Linked DNA regions of Homo sapiens: region 2 is linked to region 1. Evidence: chromatin contacts called from ENCODE Hi-C or POLR2A ChIA-PET data. All regions are on one chromosome and are shown on one strand. Each heading gives the region's core, a stretch centred on a gene start or an enhancer-like site at or near the end of the contact. The rest is flanking DNA. Distances are from core to core; before and after follow the strand shown.

What was found. A loop is a pair of places that touch in the nucleus more often than their neighbours do. ChIA-PET counts read pairs that join two places held with the same protein, here RNA polymerase II (POLR2A). Pooled maps may share reads with other maps.
Region 2: a loop to region 1 is called in a map of PC-9, with 15 times the contacts of the local background. The contact joins two enhancer-like sites. A Hi-C loop is called at or near these places in 3 of 168 maps with a recorded cell type or tissue (Caco-2, Calu3 and PC-9), 4 of 37 single-sample maps with no recorded cell type and 12 of 50 pooled maps. POLR2A ChIA-PET finds 5 or more read pairs at or near these places in 3 of 52 experiments (BJ, Caco-2 and activated CD4-positive, alpha-beta memory T cell).

Annotation. Positions count from the first base shown.
Region 1 is chr5:143,593,503-143,597,731 of GRCh38, forward strand. All of the region lies in intron 3 of LOC105378209 (a long non-coding RNA gene), which reads left to right. Among named protein-coding and RNA genes, the nearest start is that of MIR5197, 84 kb to the right of the region's middle. RefSeq lists enhancers at 1,739-2,938, 2,702-2,996, 2,817-2,961 and a cis regulatory region at 2,883-2,896. Within about 2 kb of position 1,974, at least 9 of the 41 ENCODE cell types and tissues checked have a DNase peak (open chromatin) inside an H3K27ac peak, as active enhancers do; they include PC-9, where a contact is called at or near this core.
Region 2 is chr5:143,658,462-143,662,350 of GRCh38, forward strand. No RefSeq gene overlaps it. Among named protein-coding and RNA genes, the nearest start is that of MIR5197, 19 kb to the right of the region's middle. Within about 2 kb of position 1,275, at least 2 of the 41 ENCODE cell types and tissues checked have a DNase peak (open chromatin) inside an H3K27ac peak, as active enhancers do; they include PC-9, where a contact is called at or near this core.

The DNA of each region.
Region 1 (4,229 bases), core at 724-3,223:
TTCATTTACCCATGCATCATTCATTTATTTATTCAGCAATTACTTATTGCATACCTCCTGTTTTCAGGCACTTTTCTGGAAGGCAAAGAAAATCAGGTGAAAATTGCTATGCTCAGAGTTAAATTCCCAGTTCTTTTGATTATCTATTGCAAGTACTTTAAACTTAGCTTTAGAAAATAAAGGCTAATGTGGGTCATTCTCCTATCTTTCAGCACTAGTCATCCTTTATAGACAGTGGGGTACCAGGGAATGCCCAAGCAGACAACAAGGAAAGGGAGACAACCCAGCGCCTGACTTTTAAAGCGATCCTTTTTTTCTCAGGCCTTGGTGAAGTTATAGGCACCACCTGCCTTGGGAAACAGTGAAACTTTTACTGCAGTTCAACAGTATCGCACTTGTTGAAGCATGCAAATTTGAGAAGAATGAGGTTGTAGGGGCAGGTGGATGGAGGGGGTAGTTGAAAATAGTTTTTGTAAAAGGAGAAAAAGAACGGAGCCGGAATGTCTGTTCCCTTTAGGGGAGCCAACACACCTGCAGCACCTGATACAAGCGTGAACATATACAATAAACATGGCTCAGTGCTTGGTGGACACAGAACTGTGTGAGCTCTAGAGAACCTTGTGGGATTTACATTGTGACAGTTTGTTAAACGCTGGAGGCTGTAATAGCAGATAAAGAACTGGAGCTATAAAATGATTGTTTCACTTCATCTGTTAGGTTAGGCAACATGTGGAGGTCATTGTTTCAAACAATTGAACAAAATTTCAAAGTTTTGTCTTTGTTCATTAAAGAAAATGTATATGACAAATCAAAGGTGTGTTTTATGGATTGTAGATTTAGGGTGATATTAAGAGACTTTTAATTTGGAGAATTGGTTCTTTGCAAAATAAGAAGGACTGGATATAATACAACCAGCTGGATATGGTGCAGGTGTGCTTGATTCATCTTCAATGGGCGTCAGCAAAGTAGTGGCTAAGACCTTGAACTTGGAGTCAAGATGGGCCACCCTTTATTTGCTGTGAATGTTGGCAAAGCTATGTCTCATTTTCTTCATCCATGAGTTGAGAATAATAATGGTAACTCTTCCATGGTTCTGAGGATTAATTAACACAGGTAATATATGTGGTGCCTAGCACATGGTAAGTACATGTTATTAATATCCATTTCTAAGGCTCCTTGGTGACAGTTTCGACCATCCTAGATATTTTAGTGAAGCTACTGTATGTATATGGATATTTGTCTCTCTGGTTGATTTTTCTAACGTTGGTTAAAAATGTATCCAGAAGAAGAAATAAAAATAACAATCATCCTCCAGTTTTAAAAGCAGATGAGTTCTTGAGAAGAGGGCAAATGAGTCTGTATATGGAGCACAGGCCCAGCCACTTTTACATTTTATTTGTTTATTTTAAAAAAGACCACATTTCGCTTTGTTGCCCAGGCTGGAGTGCAGTGGTGCAATCACAGCTGACTGTAATCTTGAACTCCTGGGATCAAGCAGTCCTCTCACCTTGGCCTCCTGAATTATTGGGATTACAGGCATGAGCCAACATGTCTGGCTGACCCAGCTACTTTAGAGATCAATAGTGATCTCCCATCTGCTCCCCCACAGGCATAACCAACAATCTCATGCTGAGAACTGATGCTTCTCTCTGCCTTTGCACATTGTAAACATGGTGCATTTGCTGCATTTTCCTATGATCTTCTGCTAAACTCAGGCCTTTTATTTACAGACAAACGGTGCGACTTTTACACAGGCATCATGGGAGTAAGCCCAAGATATTTTCTCACACTTGATTCCAGGCATGTGGGGTTTGGTTTCTTGATCAAATATCTGTGTTTGCTCTGTTTACAAGTATCTGATGAGCAAAACCAACAGAGGTGCTCCAGACAGGCTGGCTGTGCTGATCCCTTGGAAAAGAATTAAACAAAACCCAGTCTTTGTGTGAGTACTGTCCTAGCGTGCTGACTGATCTATTTGCTGATTAAATTCTTAACCTGTACCTATTTGATGCTTACGTCAGTTTTGCGTCTTTGAACCCTAATTTTGCAGTGCTTTAGTGACCAATTTATTTTTTTCAGTAAACTGCATAAATGACTCATCAGCAGGAAATGTGAATAAATAGTCAACTTAACTGAAAATACAAATAAACATATCTTTCTTTTGTGAGGAGGATTTGCTTAAAGGGGAAAAAAACCTTGGGAGGATGGACTATAGTTCCTAAGAGGGCATAATCTTCTGCTTTTTCTGTGGGATTCTAGCCCCCTTTTCTGGGCAGGGATGGCATGAGCCCAGCTACTAAGGAGATATCTGTCCACATGACATTTATTAGTTTAGAAGTGGTAGCCTCTTCATCAGGAATTTAAGTAATTTTTAAAGAGTTACCTGATGAGTGCATACATGTATGTGTACGTGCATGTGTACGCGTGTGTGTGTGTGTGTGTGTGTGTGTGTGTGTGTTTTCTGGAATCCCTGTAAGTCATCTTTCTGGTCACTCATGTAGCCAGTGCTATGACCTCATATAATTGGAACTCTAATTCTACTGCCTACTAAACAGTCAATAATATTGAGCACTATTAAACATCTCATGAAAGAATAGCATTAGAATTAGCACCCAGATGGCATCATAACCATATGGGCACAATAATGTGGATATAAAGACATTTTCTTGATTACCATATCCACAGGACCTTTGATTCTGGAATTCTACATGGGATTCCTAATTTCCATGTAAATAGTTTTGTTAGCATGGCAATCACAGGCAGTCATTACAAGAACCTGTCTTGTATCTCTTAACTGAGATGAAAGAGAGGCAAAACGGAGGTGGTGATGAAAGCATTGCATAAAGAGTGACTTTCCATATTTCATGTCTGGATTAAATCCAAGTTTCAAAGTTCAGGAGGCCCCCTGAGCATGCTGGATACTTTCACTGATGACTCATGAGAGGTGTACATATTTTTCTCCCTTTGTTCAAGCGTGGTGACCAACTCCCTCTGCCCTCCCATTCTTATCTCCTTGTAAGTGCCCTAGGTGAGTATTTCCCCATCCTTCCCATCCTGTGATATGCCTGGGAACTTGCTGAGACACCACACTAGAAGAAAGGGTGAATCTCCCAGGGACTTTCACGCCATTATGACTTTTTCTATTTTTGTATGGAAAATATGAACCTCTAATGTTCTGATACTGGAAATCCAGAAGCTGGGCAAGTAACAGGTAAAATTCAAGGCAACATAGTATCCAGCCACAATGAAACTGAAAGAATATGGATAGGCTTGTACATGGTTTTGTTTTAAAGTAGTTCTAAATACTAAAGTTACAAATATTTTAAATTTACACATAAATACATAGAATTCTAATGATGGTTACAATCATTTAATAATAATACATCAAAAATTAGCAAAAGAGGAGAATCCAAGACCCTTCCTAAAAACCCTAAATAACTTCAATAAGAGCTAAAATATCAGGATACAATGTCTAAAACACCAGCTACACTCGATTAAGTTTCAGGGAAAAGCCAAAATAGACTCTTGTCTCTCTGACTCTGGGAATTCCAACTCAGGATGACCATGAAGAGATATGGGGACATTTTTAGGAGAGCCGTTTCAGCAGATCTTGTAGGTGAATGGGCAGACACATTAGCAATCTGGTATGAAATTCATCTTGGTTATCAGCCTGGAGTATTTCCACGTATTGATATCCTCTTTACTATCTTTCCAATTTTATTCTATTTAGTATTTATTATATGCATAGTTTTATTCTATTTAATATTTTCTTAATTTTTATTAGATTCAGATCTCTGGTTTTAAGACAATATTATTATATTACTTCTAATAATGATAGTAGTTAATACTTATTTAGTGTGGACTACCTTCTAGGCACAGTTCAAATTGCCATACAATTATTTTCTCTTTAATCCTCACAATACATTAATGAGATGGGTGTTACTATTATACACATTTTACCGATGTGAAAATGAAGGCGCTTAGAGGTGCTATAACTTGCCCAAGGTCACACAGCTGGTGTGGGGTGGCAGGATTTGATCAAAAGAAGTTTCTTCTCTAGCCAATGGATCAAACACATGCTCGGGGTCCAATCTCTACAGCCTCCCTGCACTCAGTGAGATGCTCACCAGTGGAGGGCAAGAGGCATTCTTATCTCACTGACCAAGTGTGGCTGGCCTCTCTCTGCTCACTGTACTCTGACGTTTCTTCTGTAACTCCTTTCACAGTGG
Region 2 (3,889 bases), core at 25-2,524, 64 kb after region 1:
AGTTAAGAACAAAAGGAGCATGTTGAAGCAGTATGATCTATGGTATATATTCCATGGTCACTTCAAATGAGTTTTGTGGATTTCTTTTTTTTTTTTTTTTGAGACAGGGTCTTGCTTTTTAGCGCAGGGTAGAGTGCAGTGGCATAAACATGACTCGCTGCAGCCTCGACCTCCCTGCTCAAGTGATCCTCCCACCTCAGCTTCCCTAGTAGCTGAGACTGCGGGCATATGCCACAGTGACCCTCTAATTTTTAAATTTTTTGTAGAGATGAGGTCTCACTATGTTGCCCAGGATAGTCTTGAACTCCTAGGCTCAAGCAATCCTCCCACCCCAGCCTCCCAAAGCTGGGATTATAGGCGGGGGACCACGTTTTAATCCTGATTTAGATCATCCTTTGATGGAGACATCTTTGAAACAACTTGGGGAATTAGGTATTAGATGGTATTAAGGAATTTCAGTAAATTTTGTTAGGAGTGAAAAATAACATGGTAATTATGTAAAATAATATTTATCATTTATAAATGTATATTGAAGCATTTATGTCATTATAGGTGACACAATGTCTGAGATTTGCTTGAAATGCTCCAGCCCCATTCCCCTCACCTCCCCAAATCACATGCAAGTTAAATAAAACAAGACTGGCAGAATGTTGATCAGTTTTAGAGTCAGACTTGCTATTATGTCCATATTCAGCCAAGCTTCAAACACGCCTAGCGGTTTCTTTTTTTTGTTTTGTTTTTTCTCTAGGAATGGTCTCTGTCTTGGTAAATTCGCATTTCCTTGATTCACCAGTTTTCCTTTAAGCCAGCAAATTTCTAACTCCATTTGTCTCCTCTTGTTGTCCTCATAAGGGTATTGAGATGGGATCCTATAAATAGAACCATTTACCATGCTTCTATATAAGACCAGGGTCTATTTTCTTAGTCATCTCAGGATGCCCATCTTAACTTATATTTTTTTTTCCTGAGAAGCATTTCAATTTGTTTTGGATTTGTGGTTGAATTTCCTGATATATAATTCTGTCTAGAAAAGGACTTTAGAAATCTCTTGAAGATGCAGTTTCAACCTTTAAGTTTATAACTCCACACTGACAGATAATTAATATTTAGCCCATTTCTTCACAGTAGACATTAGAGAATGTGCTCTATATGACAGGAAGCTGCTTTCTGTATACAGAACTTTTGGGTTTTTTTTTTTTGTCCCCATTCCTCCCAGACACTGCTGATACAGTAAGGTTGTTTCACTATTTACTTAGAATTCTGTATGTCATACCAATCATTCACAACAATCTTTAAGTTCACATTTTAAAATACGCCACATGCCATTCACACCTTAGATAAATATCAGCTAACACTGAGTCATGAATCATACTTGTGTTTACAGATCCATTGGGAGGGCAGCTATCTTGATAATCCATATTTGCTGAGCATCTATGATAGGCTAGGTTCTGTGCTTCATGCTTCACAAACACCGTCTCACTAATGGTAGTTAATAGTAATAAAGGCAGTTATTATTATTACAAAGATCATGTATTAGGCATCGGCTATGTTTCATCTGGCATATTTCCCCTTTAAACAGACAAAAGCCCTGATGTTGCTGGGGCTATTTTTAAGTGAGGCTGAGTAACTTACTCAAGTTTACTCAGTTATTAAGTGGTAAACTCTGACTCCCAGACCTTTATCCATCAGTCATTTGCATATAACTTGCATAATTTTTGCCATTCTGCATACCATTTGTACAATTATTTACAAAATATTTTTTAAATTGACATATTTTTCTTTACATATACACAGCCAAAAAGGAAACTAAATATTACTGTCATACATGAAAAACTGATATTATTTGCCACAAAAAGAAGGTAACCATATAAATAAATACAGTGAAATGTTGTTCTCTGCAGCCTGGGACTGGCTCCACTCTGATGTGCAGACTGATTTTAAAATGGTTCTCCTTGTAACTTCCATTACCCCATGGAGTCTACCACATAGATTATCTTGTGTACCCTCTGTGGCTTGGGTCCCACACTTTAGGCTTTATTTAATACCATTCAATGTGGCTTCACATAGGTGAGGATATTATGGATCATGGATCTCTGATGGAATGGAAGTAAATTACAGTCATGCCCTGGCAAACACACTACTGCAAATAACTAGATAAGAAAACACACATAAATAAGAATTTAATGAATAAATGGGTTGATTGTATTTTTTGGCAATACATTTTGACGATGTTTAGTTTTCCAGTGAGAGAGTTTTTTTATAGCTATATATAAAATAATATATGTGTGTATGTGGGATATATATAATTATACATACATATGCAACACATATATATGTATCATTCTGTTTATATTGGGAAGGCTTATGCTGTGCATATGCCTCCCGAAGATTATGTATGCCTAAACTAAAACAGTCCTATAAATTATACTTGCATAGGCTATAGTCTTGATTTATGTATAAGAGGTCAATTCATAAGCAATTATAAATGGAATGTCAATCATAGTCATTATCTGGCTGAGCAATGAACATTTATTAACTAGTATGAAAAATTCCTCTTGGTAGTTTTCGGCTGGCATGTATGTGGATGGAAGGTTAAGAGTGTTAAATCAATTTCACAAGCAATGAGAAGCCTATAATTTAAATGTCTTTATTCAATTGAGTATTGTAGGAACTTTGGTCTAAAAACATGAAGCTCTGTAGGTCAGGATCCAAAGTCTTTGGATATTAAAAAAGTTCAAAACCTTCATTTTTATGAGAAAAATTTCCTATTTAAAAGGCAACATGATTTGGTAGAAATATAAGTGATTTTTGAGTCAGAGAGACCTAAGTGAAAATCCCAATTTTTAACCTACAAGCCAGGTGACCTTATCTATGCATTTGGTCCCTTGTTTAGCAAGTGAGGGTAGTAGCTCCTTTATCAGAGGATTTTTGTAAGATTAAACAAAAAAATTAAAAATGATTAAGCCTAGTGCTTGGCTGATCATATCACGGTTTTATTTATTCAGGGGCCAAACGCTAAGTGCTAGGTGCTAGGGACACAGCAGTAAATAAGGCAGATATGATTCTCCCCTCAAATAAGCCAGATTAAGAAGATCATATTATGTGTCATGAAAGCAATTGGGAAATAAATCCAATGAGAGAGACAGTAAGTGGTGGGCACAGTAGCTAGCAATAGTTTCTCTGAGGAAGCAGCATTTAATCTGAGAACTGACAGTTGAGATTGAGCAAGATGTGGGGAGAATCAGGAGATGGCATTTTAGGGGCAGGGAGGGGTCTTGGGCAGGCCATTACTGGAGTCTGGGTAGAGATGACAGTGAATTGGGTTAGGGAGGTAACAGGGCAGATTTATCTGAATCTTGCGATAACTATTATAAACTCCCTTTCTCCTAAAATAAACAGAGAATTAATATCATTGAACAATTTCCACTAAGTATAAATTAAAATGAAGAAAGCAAAAACGCTTCTTGATATAAAACACAGGTTCTTAAGATCTTGGAGCCTCTTGGCCTTCTTTTCTATGAATTATTTTTCTTCCTGACCAGGCCCTTGCATCAGATATGTTTCTATGACAAATGGAGCTGCTTTGGATTTGATTATTATTTTCGTTTAGTATTGCTTGTCCAGATTCTTGGTAATAAAACTTTTCAGAGCTAATATTAAAAAAAAAAGATTGAATGTTCTCTTCTTCCCTTATGGGATACTCTCACTCAACTGACTCATAGGTAAACATATTGAATCAGAGAAATTAATTGCTGTATTGTGGTGTCTTTGCCATGGGGAAGTGCAGTTCTTGAGTGGCTTGCTGAGCAGCCATGAAAATTGTTAAGTGAAAGGTATGAGACAGAGAGGCCAATGGAGAAAACAACTCTGTTTGCACCCTTTTCTCTAG